5 separate regions of the Homo sapiens genome follow, and regions 1, 3, 4 and 5 are each linked to region 2. Evidence: chromatin contacts called from ENCODE Hi-C or POLR2A ChIA-PET data. All regions are on one chromosome and are shown on one strand. Each heading gives the region's core, a stretch centred on a gene start or an enhancer-like site at or near the end of the contact. The rest is flanking DNA. Distances are from core to core; before and after follow the strand shown.

What was found. A loop is a pair of places that touch in the nucleus more often than their neighbours do. ChIA-PET counts read pairs that join two places held with the same protein, here RNA polymerase II (POLR2A). Pooled maps may share reads with other maps.
Region 1: a loop to region 2 is called in a pooled map, with 8 times the contacts of the local background. The contact joins the promoter of IST1 here to the promoter of VAC14 in region 2. A Hi-C loop is called at or near these places in 6 of 50 pooled maps. POLR2A ChIA-PET finds 5 or more read pairs at or near these places in 3 of 52 experiments (GM12878, MCF 10A and Panc1).
Region 3: a loop to region 2 is called in a map of CD8-positive, alpha-beta T cell, with 20 times the contacts of the local background. The contact joins the promoter of ZFHX3-AS1 here to the promoter of VAC14 in region 2. A Hi-C loop is called at or near these places in 2 of 168 maps with a recorded cell type or tissue (CD8-positive, alpha-beta T cell and naive thymus-derived CD4-positive, alpha-beta T cell) and 4 of 50 pooled maps.
Region 4: a pooled map shows a loop between it and region 2 (12-fold over the local background). The contact joins the promoter of ATXN1L here to the promoter of VAC14 in region 2. A Hi-C loop is called at or near these places in 1 of 37 single-sample maps with no recorded cell type and 6 of 50 pooled maps. POLR2A ChIA-PET finds 5 or more read pairs at or near these places in 1 of 52 experiments (PC-9).
Region 5: a loop to region 2 is called in a map of naive thymus-derived CD4-positive, alpha-beta T cell, with 11 times the contacts of the local background. The contact joins the promoter of DHODH here to the promoter of VAC14 in region 2. A Hi-C loop is called at or near these places in 1 of 168 maps with a recorded cell type or tissue (naive thymus-derived CD4-positive, alpha-beta T cell), 3 of 37 single-sample maps with no recorded cell type and 13 of 50 pooled maps.

What each region holds. Positions count from the first base shown.
Region 1 is chr16:71,894,095-71,896,794 of GRCh38, forward strand. It overlaps IST1 (IST1 factor associated with ESCRT-III), which reads left to right and starts at 1,437. Exons shown (of 10, transcript NM_001270975.2): 1 at 1,437-1,495. It also overlaps a transcript of ZNF821 not described here. RefSeq lists enhancers at 825-1,334, 1,212-1,777, 1,505-1,694.
Region 2 is chr16:70,799,872-70,802,571 of GRCh38, forward strand. VAC14 (VAC14 component of PIKFYVE complex) reads right to left here and starts at 1,287. Exons shown (of 19, transcript NM_018052.5): 1 at 926-1,287. The coding sequence starts at 1,029. HYDIN (HYDIN axonemal central pair apparatus protein) reads right to left here. Exons shown (of 86, transcript NM_001270974.2): 86 at 2,213-2,700. RefSeq lists enhancers at 973-1,595, 1,263-1,322 and a silencer at 993-1,182.
Region 3 is chr16:72,663,852-72,666,551 of GRCh38, forward strand. It overlaps ZFHX3-AS1 (ZFHX3 antisense RNA 1), which reads left to right and starts at 1,282. Exons shown (of 4, transcript NR_171704.1): 1 at 1,282-1,482. LINC01572 (long intergenic non-protein coding RNA 1572) reads right to left here and starts at 1,119. Exons shown (of 14, transcript NR_126330.2): 1 at 1,041-1,119. RefSeq lists enhancers at 861-980, 1,021-1,080.
Region 4 is chr16:71,844,530-71,847,229 of GRCh38, forward strand. ATXN1L (ataxin 1 like) reads left to right here and starts at 1,447. Exons shown (of 3, transcript NM_001137675.4): 1 at 1,447-1,575. RefSeq lists enhancers at 519-1,291, 1,025-1,074, 1,292-2,063, 1,865-1,934 and a silencer at 1,335-1,644.
Region 5 is chr16:72,007,483-72,010,182 of GRCh38, forward strand. It overlaps DHODH (dihydroorotate dehydrogenase (quinone)), which reads left to right and starts at 1,262. Exons shown (of 9, transcript NM_001361.5): 1 at 1,262-1,303. The coding sequence starts at 1,283. RefSeq lists silencers at 1,014-1,113, 1,057-1,256.

The DNA.
Region 1 (2,700 bases), core at 187-2,686, 1.1 Mb after region 2:
TCTTGAAATGTTGCAAACGTTTATAAAGATACAGTATTTCTAAATTCACATCAACATCTTATGATAAGGGCTAGCTCCTACTTGTCATATGACTGCCCCGGTACAAGCATTAGATGCAGCCTCCACAGCAGGGAGCAGATGACTTCCTTCTGGAGGCCCCTTTTTCTTTTTTCCCTTTTTTTTTTTGAGACGTTTCGCTCTTGTTGCCCAGGCTGGAGGGCAATCGCCGGATCTCGGCTCACTGTAACTCGAGAATCAAGCGATTCTCCTGCCTCAGCCTCCGGAGTAGCTGGGATTACAGGCTTGCGCCACCATGCGTAATTTCCTCTTTAGTAGAGACGGGGTTCCTCTGTGTTGGCCAGGCTGGTCTCGAATTACCGACTTCAGGTGATACACCTGCCTCGGCCTCCCAAAATGTTGAGATTACAGGCGTGAGCCACCGCACCCGGCCCTTTTTCTTTTTTTCTGTAGCCTAGGCTGGAGTGCTGTGACGTGATCACGGTTTACTGCAGCAGCGACCTTCTGGGCTCAAGCGATCTTCCTGCCTCAGCCTCCCGAGTAGCTGAGACCACAAGTGCTCACTGCTGCTCCCCTAATTTTTAACTTTTTTTTTTTTTTTTTTGTAGCGATGCGGTTTCACTATGGTGTCCAGGCTGGTCTGCAACTCCCGGGCTCAAGCGATCCTCCCGCCCCGCCTCTCAAAGTGCTGGGAAGGTCCCTTCCAGGCTTAAGCAGCGATAATGGTTTTCAAGTTAAAAACAAAGGTAACCAAGGAAAAAGTTTTCTCTGAATACCGAGATAAATTAGGGAAATCGCCAGAGACTGTGGTGCTGAGGAAACACTACTGAATTATACCACACAGACCGGAGCGATGCTGGTCCAAAGGGCAACCGGACGGCTTAAAAGCGGGGCGGGGGAACGCTTAGAGCCCGTAGAGGGACACGGAGGCGCTGGGTGAAGAGTCAGGGATACGCAGGCTTCGAAACCCCCTCGGCCGCTCCACCCAGGGGGAAAGTCCAGCGAAAGGCGGCAGCAGATCTTAGGGAGCAACTCCCGGCGTCAGAGAGGCGGTACTGGCAGCCGGTTATGGAAGAATCCGGAACCAAGGCACTGGGCGCGGTGAGGCCGTGGGCGCAGAGTCCGAGAATCAACAGCTGTGGCTGGCCTCCCCGCGCCCAGAGCGAAATTAAGGGCATGCCCCCAGCAGCTGACTCAGTCGGCGTGGCGCTTCCCCCAACGTCTGCCGTGCCCCCGCCGCGGGAAGTAGTCCCCGGCCGCGCCGACTCCAAAGGAAACCGAGGGAGGGTGCCCCGAGTCAGCGCGTGGGTCCCGGCAGCGGCGATCGCGCAGCCAATCCCTGGAAAGGAGGGCGTGGCTATATCGGCCCCGTGGATCCCTCCGCCCGCGCTTGTTGTGCTGAGGCCGAGGGAGTCGCCATTTTGGATGGTGAACCCTGAAGTCGGTGTCTGCTGCGTTCACGGCAGGATTCGGTTAGGTGAGTGTGGCATCCTCGGCGTCAGAGGTCTCTGTCTTCCTCTTCTCTCTGCGCTCCTGATTTAGCGGTCTCTAGTTAGCGCTAGGGCCCGGGATTCAAACGACTTCGGAGGGGGCAGCTGAGGAGAAAGGGAAGGATAGTGGAAGTGGGGGTCAGACCGGAGGTCAGGCCCTCGAGGGCCCGCGGCGCAGGAGGCTGCCCAGGCCTGGGTGGGGGGCGTGGCAGGGCCGCGAGCGGGTCGGAGGCCTCTGGTCCTGGATCCTCGAAGCCCCTTAACTTTCCCCTAGTCTTCCTGCCCCGAGGTGTGTCTTCCTTGGGGCGGAAACGCCGCGGCCTCGGCGAGGGCTCCTCGGCGACACCCCTACCCCGTCTTTTCTGGCCCGGAGAGACTTCGGGAAGGTCAGAGCTTCCAGTGCCGCGAGAGGCGGATGCCCTCCAGTCCGGGCCGCTTCCACCGGGCGGGGTGGCCTCCTGGGCTTGTTCCTGGGTTGGGGGAACGGACTTGGGTCCACTTTGGCCTGAGAAAATTACAATTTCTTTCGCTGAAGTAAGGAGCGGCCTCTGCCCGCTTTCTCGGATCCCTGCGTGTGTAGTGAGAGGTCTTGGAAGGATCCTTGCGCCTCTCCTCTTTGTTTTTCTCGGTGCTCTTCTTCCGGGGTGCTGGAGGTGACCTCTTGGAACTCAACAGCATAAACTTTGAGGAGGGTCGGGACCCAGGAGCTGTAGGTTAATTACAAAAGACACTGTCTGTCGTAGTAAACTTAAAGTCTGGTCTTAGATCTTTAGGGGAAACTTGAATTTTAAAATTATGTGTAATATTTTAACTTTTTATTATGGAAAATTTCAAGCAGACAGGAGTATAATGAATTCTCTCATCCAGCTTCAAACACGATCAACTCATGCCTAATCTTGTTTTATCTATACCCTTCCTATGTCTGTATTTTTCTAATTTAATAATAGTTGAAATATATATGTATATATTTCCCTCTCCTTTCCCAGTAGAAGCCTTTTGGCTTTTGTACCTACAAGCCAATAGTTTGTGGGAAATTTGCTTCCTCAGAACTTCTGGGATAGGGGGACTTGGTAATAGTCATTAGAAGATAAAACTGGCCAGATGTGGTGGCTCACCCCTGTAATCCCAGTACTTGGGGAGGGCTAGGTGGGATGATCACTTGAGCTTGGGAGTTGGAGAACAGCGTGGGCAA
Region 2 (2,700 bases), core at 37-2,536:
ACACTTGAAATACGGGTAGTGTGACTGAGAAACTAAAGTTTAATCTTTAATAATTTAAATTTATAATAGCTACGCACGGCCAACGGCTACTCTACTGGACAGAACAGAAATACAATTCACCTTTTCTGACTCGCAGACTGGTATTCTTCCAGTTTCACAGCCTGCTTCTTTCCAATTTTCTGAAATCACTCACTCACTTGACTTTAACACTAAAATGTGACTGGGAAAAAACCCACAAAAGTAAAATAATACTGCAGAAAAAAAAATAAATAAAACATCCCCAGTTAAACTTTCGCTGTTTTGTACATTGGGAAATAAAGTAAAATATCAGATCATTGTTACACATACATGTAACAAGACTGCAGAAGCAAGAAAGGTCAAATTATTTCTACTTCCACTTGCAGGGAAGGGTGTTATAACACAGATAAAACAAAAAACTCTCTGAGCCTTGAGATCACGAGTTTTCCGACCTGATTTCTCTACTTGGTCACTAACAATCTCCTTCACTTCTCAGAAGCTGGGTAAGAAACCAGGCTGGTCAGCATCACCTGCAAATTCTCCGGCTTCTGACTTCTCTCTCACCACAGAGACAACTCTCTGATTTGCTGGTTTGGGTGGCACCGCACCGAAGACTCACCATGTGCCATGCACTGTGCAAAGCACTACCCATACATGATGTCACTTCATTCTCACTGCAGCCCTTTGTGGCACCGGGAGGTTAAAAAGCTGGGACCAAATCACACAGCCAGTCAGGAGTAAAGCAGGGACTCCCAGATATGGCTCCCAATCTGCTCTTAAACACTGCGCTAAGGTAAGGGCCTAAAACCTGGGAAAGTAACCCTGGCTGGGAAGGCGTGAGAAGTCCCCCTGGGGAGCAGAGCAGTCAGGGGCTGCATAGCCAGGGAGGGGTCCTGGCGGCTCTTACTTCTCGATCTCCAGCGCTGCCACCTTCCGCTTTTCGTACAGCTTGTCATTGAGGGCGCGCACGATGTTAGGCGTGAGCGGCGCGAAATCCTTCTCGGGGTTCATGGTGGCAGCTGGGGGAACCTCGCGACTCCTTAGCCCGCGGCTGCCGGGGCCGCGCCGGGGCCAGGGGAGTCTGCGGCTCCGCTCTGCCCCCGGCGCCGGCGCATGGACCACGCCGCTCTAGGCTTGCCTGCCACGCTCCGCCGCCTCGCCCTGGAACCCGGGCCCGGACCCCGCTCCAGCACACCTGACCCTGGCCGCTTAACAACTCCCGCCCGGCACTAGCGGGACTCACGAGACAGCGGCCATGTTACTCGAGTCACATGACTCTACAGCACTTCCGCCTTCCGTCGCGAGGGCCCGCCCCTCTCCAGCCACGCCCCCACCGCAGGCCGCAGGTGGATTGGCCACGCCCTCGGAAGGCTCCACCCACACTGCACACACTATCGCGCTGCGCGCCAGGTAGCTGGAGTGTGGTTTGAGACGTGCTTTAATGGGTGTGTAGCTCACGCCCAACTGATGGCACGTGGTGGGCTTCTGTAGACGTTCGTAAGACCGAATGGGTTCTTGGAGTCTGATTCACTTAACATAATTTATTCAATAGTCACCGAATTCACTAGTTCATTCAGTAGTTGGTCACTTACCAATTTCCTAGATGCAGACGTTTCCCTAACTGCAGTAACACTGTCATCACTTTCACCATATTCTAGCCACTTGTATTATCTATTTAATGTTTTCCTCAAATCAACTCACTTTAAAAAATACCTTAAATCTCTTTTAGCTTTGCTTATGCCCTAAAACCATGAGTTTGAATAGGTATATTTTTTCTAAGACACATCAAAATAAATTCTCAATTAAAAATGGCACTACCTGTCTACCACCTAAGATCTCAGGTACCACCAGTGTCTGTCACTCCACCATTTGGGGGTGTGTTTAACATGCTCTGATGCCTAGGAGGGCTGGTTACAGACAGAGAGAAAGGCCCCAGATCTGCTGAGTGCGGGTCTCTAGATAGGTCCCCTGGAAAGCAGCCCCTTCAGCTGCTTCGGGAATCACATTACATGGTGAGACAGAAATCCCAACTATGTGGCAAAATATTTAAAAGCAATTTATGGCCGGAGTGTGGTAAACATGCAGTTAACAGGGAGGTGCATCAGCCTTTCCTATCATAAGCTTTCAGAGTGAACAGGGACTTAGGACAAGGGCTAGATTACAGTGGAGCTCAAAGAATAACAGTTTCAGAATGCATGGTGATACTTTTCTTTAATGAATGAAAAGTGCATATATAGGCCTTATAACAGTCTTGAAAATGGAGTATTTTCCTCAACAGAAACAGGGACGCAATGAGTAAAGGGCAAAAGTAGGCAGAATTCTAGGATGACCTCCAATATTCCCACCCCTTCGTGTTCATGCCCTGTATTATGCCCTCTTTCAGCGTGAACAAGACTTGTAAATATGATGGGCTATGCATCACTCACATGATTATATTATGTAATATCGCAGAAGAGATTTTGCAGATGTAATTAAGGTCCCTAATCAGCAGACATTGAATTAATAAAAAGAGAGATTAACTTGAGTCGGCCTGACCGAATCAAGTGAGTACTTAAAAGAGATTAGAAGAAATTTGAACTGGAAGAGAGACTCTCCTGTAAGGAGTTTAGTCATATGGCCACAAAGGAATGAATTTTGCCAACACATTGAGGGTCCTTGGAAGCAGATCTTTCCCTAGTTGAG
Region 3 (2,700 bases), core at 32-2,531, 1.9 Mb after region 2:
TAAACAGGACTAAGACCCCCCACCCCCAAAAGAATCTCTGTTCTAGAGGCTAAGCATATAGAAGCTCATACTGCATTATCAAACTGGAAAGTTAATAGAGGATTTTCATGGTCATATACAGGAGAGGTGGGGAAAGCTGTCTATTTAGACTGTAAACTCCTAAAATGTTCATAAATCTCAATGGAAATTAAATCCACCGGGGTGGGAGAAGTATCACAATAGACAAAGAAGCTAAAGGTTAATGAAGAGAAGGTTTTAATCAGTGGTTACTTTTGTGCTTGGGATCAATCCTCAGTTTGTCCTCCAACGTAACTTTTGGCATTATTCATTTCAAAGTCTGAACAGTATCCATAAACCCAATACGAAACCTATGGATCCAGAGGGTCCGACCGAAAACAAAACAATTATGTTTCCGATGTGAACGCATCAATAGCTTACTTTTGTAGCGCTTTATAAAACGCTGTCACTTGCTGCTTTCCACGTCATGATATTCCCGGTCGGGAAGAGTAGGACAGCAGCATCTTTTATGAATAAGGAATTTTTTGGATTCAATTTGTGAGGTGTGGGACGCTCACCAGGTTGCGCGAAAACCATTTTTCTACATCGTCAAGTGCACGCACCCCGTGTCTCATAGTATTAGTGATGAAGACGAGGATGAAACTACCAAAGACATCAGTGGGGAGTGAATTATACTTGGGGGAGGTGTAAGCACGTCGAAATAAGGAAGCTGAGAGACATTTTGTGAAAGAGGGAAGGTAGCGTTAAGAGGAGCCTTCCATCAGGGGCAACAGAACGGGGGCAGGCGTGGCGTCTCTGGGACTGCCGGAAAACGACGTGAGGGAAAAACTCAGAGGCTACGAAAAGGCGAACAGACGGAGGGCCTGCCTCAGGGGAGCTAAGCAGCTCGCCTGAAGCCCCCCATCTGGAAATGACGTGTTTAACTCGGCGCCCCTGCAGCTCCGGCCGCCCTTTTTTGTTTAACTCCGCGCCCCTCCAGCTCCGGCCGCCCTTTTCGTCGCTCTCCCCTCGCGGTCGCTCACCCCTGAGATCCCTGGTTCCACTGAGACGCTCAGCTTCATTCGGCAACTCGCGGACACCAAGCGCCACAAATTCAAATACGAGATCTAGAGACGCTGGGTCTCAAACGTCTCCCAGAGTGAAAGACAGAGGAACCAATCGAGGCTCGGCTGACCTCAGACGTCTAAGGCGATAGGCGTTGCTAAGAAAAGGGGGTGGGACGATACCCAGTTGCCAAGACGACGGCTTCCGGGTGGGCGGCTTGAGGTGGCTTCCGGCCGCCAGGCGAGACTCCGCGGGAAAACTCCCTGCTAGAGAGACTAGGAGATTTGGGGCTGCGGCCGTTTCCTCCGGAGCACCCACGGGACTGTGTGCTGGGGTCCCTCCACCGGCTGTGTCCTTTATTCTTCTTTCTCACCCAACGATTTACCTGAACGGTTATAAAGTGCACGTTATTTCCCTAAGGTAAGCGTGTGGTAGCGCCTCCTCCTCCTCCAACAGGGGGGTAACAGAAACCTGCTGTCAACTTTGTTACCCAACATAACTGTACTTAACCACAAAAAGTTGAAATTTTGGATCTTTAAACATTCAATAACCTCTTGCTGTGTGAGGTTTTTTAACTGCACTACATACATTTTGTAGTCTTTAACCATTGAATGCGATTTAAGTTTACAATGAAATTTAACGTTCTGGTTGTTTCTGACCCCAAATTTCATCTGAACCAGTTAATGGACGAAGAACTGAAATTTTATTTTCTGTGACAGTCTCATAGGTTCTCAGACTTAAGTTCTTAATCGCCCATAAATCTGAAGGCAGGTGTTAAAGATGAGCAGGTGATTTGAGCCCAGTCCATGCCAACACTCAAACTAATTCAGCTGAGACTCCTTTCGTTAGGAGCATTATTTTAATTTTAAAAATTTTAAACCGAATGGTAAGCATGGCTGCTTTAGTTTCAGTTGTGTCTCATTTGATGATGATAGTCCCACACAAGACGATCTCATTTGTCAATGAAAGTAAACATTAGTGACCACACAGCTTTCTGCAGATAACTCTTTAAACGAACATCTTTTATCAGACCACAGAAATCATTGTTATTGTCACTAAAATGTAAAAACTAAAGCAAAACTTATCTGCTTATCAACAATTTCTTCCTCCATAGCTAAGGTAGGGAAGCATTTATGAAAGCTTAGATCTATATGTGTTTGGGATCCTGCCAACCCCTTTCTTAAAATTCCATCTTCAAAACTCCCTGCTAATGAGCACTTTTCCAACAGCTTGGATGAAACATTCTGAATAATTCGTCAGCCTGAAGGTTAGAAATTTCATTAAATAAAAAATTAAATACACAGAATACTTAAGTATGAAACATTAATGAACTGAGTAATACATTCTTAAGAAGAGGAGGCACTTAGGAAAACACAGGCCACCTGCATTGTGGAGCCATTTAATGTGATGAGATTTGATAAATGGGTAAGAGATCAAAAAATGCCCAGGGTTTCAAAAGAGAATGTTCCATGAGCAGCTTACTGCCTACATAGACCATTTGAAAATCAAACCAACTCAGCAGAAGCCCAAGAGGCCTTCAGATGAACCCGAGTATCCTTTGGATGTCAGTGTTGTACTGAACAAAGTCAGTTGAACTGTTATTTATCTGACAAGAAAAAAAAATGCCTAAATTTTGTA
Region 4 (2,700 bases), core at 197-2,696, 1.0 Mb after region 2:
CTTTTTTTTTTTTTAAGACGGAGTCTCACTCTATTGCCCAGGCTGGAGTGCAGTGGCACGATCTCGGCTCACTGCAAGCTCTGCCTCCCGGGTTCATGCCATTCTCCTGCTTCAGCCTCCCGAGTAGCTGGGAGTACAGGTGCCCGCCACCATGCCCGGCTAATTTTCTGTATTTTTAGTAGAGACGGGGTTTCGCCGTGTTAGCCAGGATGGTCTGCGATCTCCTGACCTCGTGATCCGCCGGCCTTGGCCTCCCAAAGTGCTGGGATTGCAGGCGTGAGCCACCGCGCCTGGCCCAATTGTTATTTATTGAACAGAGTTTGAAGAAACTGAAAGTCTCCATTTCGGTGGCCAAAACCGCAATTACTTTTGCACCAACCTAATACTTTAAAACAAACAACAACAAAAACACAGTTGTTATTCAAACATAAATTCAACTGGCGCTCACTTTTGTCTTCACTTAAGTTAATCAGATGTTCATGTTACTATGAAGTTGACCAGTTAATTTGTAATGAATAATTAGTTAATTTGTAATGAATAATATTTCACTGAGTAGTCAAGCCCTCTTTCCACTAAACCAAGCTGCTTCTCACTGTACTAAACCCCGGGCTCTCTCTAAACTTTCAGGTGTTCCACTCCTTGTCACCTTCCCCTAGATCCTGAGTGGGGTTCACTCTTAGCTCCCTCGGGGGCCACTTCTCAACACTTACAGAGCTCCTATTGACCTGGCACGGTGGCTCACGCCTGTAATCCCAGCACTTTGGCAGGCCGAGGTGTGGGGATCACCTGAGGTCGGGAGTTCGAGACCAGCCTGACCAGCAAGGAGAAACCCTGTCTCTACTAAAAATACAAAAAATTAGCCAGGTGTGGTGGCGCATGCCTGTAATCCCAGCTACTCGGGAGGCTGAGATAGGAGAATTGCTTGAACCTGGCAGGCGGAGGTTGGGTGAGCCGAGATCGTGCCATTGCACTCTAGCCTGGGCAACAAGAGCGAAACTGTCTCCAAAAAAAAGAAAGAAAAGAAAAAAAGAAGACTTCCTATCTCCACCTGGGTCCCCAAGAGGTAAGAGGTATCTCCTTTTCTCCTGAGCCTAGGTCACCTCGGGGTCCCCCGAAGTTCCCCAGAAGGGGCTGCACAAGTCAGGACAAGAAGTCCAGGAAATGGGGGGTCGCCGATGACCACGCCCCGGGGCTCTGTTTGGGAACCCCCAAAATTTACTGAGGTGGAAAGATTGCGGGGTCATTGTGGGGTCAGGCTGAGGGGGCCGGGCCCAGCCCTATTCACGTGACCCGGTCCCAGGGAGAGGAGTTTGTTCACCCACCAGAGGGAACGCCCGACGCGAAGGCAGTGTGGCACCCTCCCTTCCCGGGGAGTCCTGGGCGTTGCTCTCCCACCCCGGCCGTGACGCAATCTCTCCGCGCCGGGGGCGGGACGAGCTTGACGCCATCTCCGGGCGCCCGGCTGTGGGGGGCGCTGGGTGTGGGGCGGCTCCGGGGCCGGGGATGGCGGCGGCCGCGGTTGCGGCGGCTCCGGGACGAGTGAGTGGATCCTGGGAAGCGCTGTGAAATGGGCTGGTGAGTGTCCCTGGAAGTGGTGGCCGCCGGGGCCAGGCAGGCCTGGGGTCGGTGCTCCGGAGGAAGTGGCCCTCAGGAGCCCGTTGCTCCGGCGGGCCGGGGCCCATGAACCGTGGACAGACGGAGGGGAGAGGCCGCACCTAGACCCCCTCGCGCTTCTCTCTGGCCTGTCCTGGAAGGTGGCCTCAGGCCCCGGCGCCCCGGAGGCTGTGTGCCTGCGAGCCAAGGTGTCCGAGTCTGTGGGGCGGGAAGGGCCCCCAAACAAGGAAGCGTCGCCTGCAGGGCCTCGCCCCTGCCCCCTTGGTGAAGGGTGGACCCCCTACTCTCTAAACGCAGAATTCCCAATTTCGAGCCCTACCCTTGTTGGATCAAGGATTGCGGGACCACTGGGAGCCATAACCGTAGTCTCTGACAAGCTTCTCCCTTTCTGTCGGGCGCACCTCTCGCCCGCAGAGAATTTGGGTCTCCAGCTGGGTTCAGCCCCTTGATTCCGACCCAAGCGTGATGAGGAGCTTGGTTCCGGGCTCTGCTAGCAGCGTTGGCAACTCTCCTGAACAGCCTGTTAGCTCGGTTGGGGTCACAAGCTGCGTTTTCCCTTTGAGATGCTCAGTGAGGTTCTCGAGAGGCGGAGGTTTCGGATTCTTAAGTGTGTTTTGCGTTGTGGGAACCTGGCGCACAGGCTTGGCTCTTTGTTTTCCTTTCTGCAGACCTTTTGCCTCTTTCGGTCCCTTTACTAGCCTGTGTTTGCTAACTTCTCGGTGACCTGGAGGCAGGTTTTCTTTAAAGTTTTCGTTACAGAAAGCAAGGATCATTTTGGGATTGAAGTGTGACCCCAGTTTCTGTTGGGAATGAAGAAGAAAGCAAGCTGCTTTTCAGTTATTAAAGCTGCTGGTGGAGAAAAGAGTCATTATTTATGCCACTGTGTAATAATATGTGTTTGTGGAATTAGGAATTTGTTTTCCCACTGTGTTTTCCTATCCTTCCACCTTTTGTGTACACCTGCACCTTGCCAATCTTAAGAGAGAAATGTTGCATTCGGTTTGGGTTGAGGCTTAGAGTGTTCTATAGGACTTGGACAGGATAGTCAGTTTCTCAGAGCACTCACTCATCTGTACTGCCTTCTCT
Region 5 (2,700 bases), core at 12-2,511, 1.2 Mb after region 2:
GGCACGATTGCTTCAGAGGACTACAAAGTGACACATTAGGTCGTCATAAATCACCGCAGTACCATCCTGGCTAACACGGTGAAACCCCGTCTCTAAAATACAAAACAATGAGCCGGGCATGGTTGCGGGCGCCTGTAGTCCCAGCTACTCGGGAGGCTGACGCAGGAGAATGGCGTGAACCCGGGAGGCGGAGCTTGTAGTGAGCCGAGATCGCGCCACTGCACTGCAGCCTGGGCAACAGAGCAAGACTCTGTCAAAAAAAAAAAAAAAAAAAAAAAAAAATCACCGCAGTAAACCACACTCCAACGGGCCTGCACACTCAGGGTCTTGATTAGAAACAGTATTTAAAAAAATACCTCCACATCTGTTGCACCACAATGCCAAGGTATAACCAGGGCCACTTTCTCCAGGAGGCACAACAGGCGCAGGGCCAGGGAAGGGCCTCTGACACTTTTAGGATCTCAAGAAATTTTTTTTTTTTGGTTATTTTTCTTTGTTTGTTTTTGAGACAGAGTCTTGCTTTGTCGCCCAGGCTGGAGTGCAGTGGTGCTATCTCGGCTCACTGCAACCTCCACCTTCTGGGTTCAAGCGATTCTCCTGCCTCAGCCTCCCGAGTACCTGGGATTACAGGCGCCTGCCACTACGCCCGGCTAATTTTTGTATTTTATTTTATTTTTTAGTAGACACGGGGTTTTGGGTGTTGACCAGGTCTCGAACTCCTGACCTCAAGTGATCTGCCTGCCTCAGCCTCCCAAAGTGCTGGGACTACAGGCGTGAGCCACCATGCCCGGCCTCAAGAAAATGTTTTAATTTCCTTAAAAAACCTTAAGAAAAATCAACTTTTAAGTTGAAAAAGTTTATATATTAACATATTCATCTTTATATCAACACAGCAGTAAAATTTATTTTTTAAAGTGATAAAAACTGTACAAATATTTCTGGTGTGAAACACAGTGTTTTGATGCTCGCGGACTCTTGGATTCGAGGCTGCGGTAGTACGGACAAACACCGTGCAGCGGCATCTCATCTCCGCCAACAGCCGGCGATCAAGCGGGCAGGCTGGGAGAGGGCGGGCGGAAGAGGCGTGGCCGCCGCTACTGCGCACGTGCACCCAACCAGAACCTGGGGGTGGTGCCGGGCCTTCCCCGCTGCGCGGAGGCGTCCTCTCAACCCTTCTGCCCGGCGACTGGTGGGTTGGCGGCTAAGGGGCGGAGACAAGAGGGGCCGCCACCATCTCCTCCAATGGAAGGGAGACAGGGGCGGGCTTAATGACGGAAGGAGCATGGCGTGGAGACACCTGAAAGTGAGTCCCGCGAGTGAGCAGTGTGGATGGGGGACCAGGGACCGGGGAGGGCGAGAACGGAGAGTCAGGCCGGGCGAGGCATGGACCGAAGGCGGCTCCGGGAGTGTGGGCCCCCCTGGGACGTGTGCGTGTTTCCGGGGTCTCCTGCAAATGCTCGTGCGTGTGCATTTGCACGTGGACTCGGTCAGGCGTGTGCAGACAGCGCCTGCAGGTCTGGGTGGGTGCTGATCTGAGTGTCTGCGCCTGGGCCATGTTTTTGAGCCTGGCACAGGGGTGCTTAGTGAACACATGACCGCCTAGCGTTGTGTGCCGGATCCAACGGGGAATGAAACTAGAGTAGGACATGCTCCCAACCCTTTTAGGTAAAGTTTTGTTAGGGGCGGGGGTCTCTGTGAAAAGTTCTTAGCTGTATCCCCGTATGTAATAGGTGTTCAGAGGCCGGGCGCGGTGGCTCACGCCTGTAATCCCAGCACTTTGGGAGGCCGAGGCGGGTGGATCATGAGGTCAGGAGATCGAGACCATCCTGGCTAACAAGGTGAAACCCCGTCTCTACTAAAAATACAAAAAATTAGCCGGGCGCGGTGGCGGGCGCCTGTAGTCCCAGCTACTCGGGAGGCTGAGGCAGGAGAATGGCGTGAACCCGGGAAGCGGAGCTTGCAGTGAGCCGAGATTGCGCCACTGCAGTCCGCAGTCCGGCCTGGGCGACAGAGCGAGACTCCGTCTCAAAAAAAAAAAAAAAAAAAAAAAAAATAGGTGTTCAGATATTTGTTGATTGACATGGTGGGGGGGAGTACAGTCTCCAAGGGAGGCAATGAATAACCTTGACTTTCTTTTTATATGTTTATTTGAGACGGAGTCTTGGGCTGTCGCCCAGGCTGGAGTGCAGTGGCGCGATCTTGGCTCACTGCAACCTCCGCCTCCCGGGTTCAACCGATTTTCCTGCCTCGGCCTCCTGCGTAGCTGAGATTACAGGCGCGCGCCACCACGACTGGCTAATTTTGGTATTTTTAGTAGAGACTGCAGTTTCACCATGTTGGTCAGGCTGGTCTCGAACTCCTCACCTCGTGAGCCTCCCAAAGTGCTGGGATTACTGGCGTGAGCCACCGCGCTCGGCCTGAGTCTCTTTTTAAAATAAATAAATGGAGAGAGATGGGATCTCACTGTGTTGCCCAGGCTGGTCTAGAACTATTGGCCTCAAGGGATCTTCCCGCCTCAGCCTCCCAAAGTGGTGGGATTACAGGCGTGGGCTACCGCGCCCAGCCAATGAATACTTGATCTACATGTCTTTAGCAGTTTGGAAGGATCCTTAAAAGCAAATCTAATCATGTCATTTCCTGGCTTAGGGAACAAAACCCAAATCTTTATTTTGGCCAAGACTCCTGCTCCTTTCTCCTGCC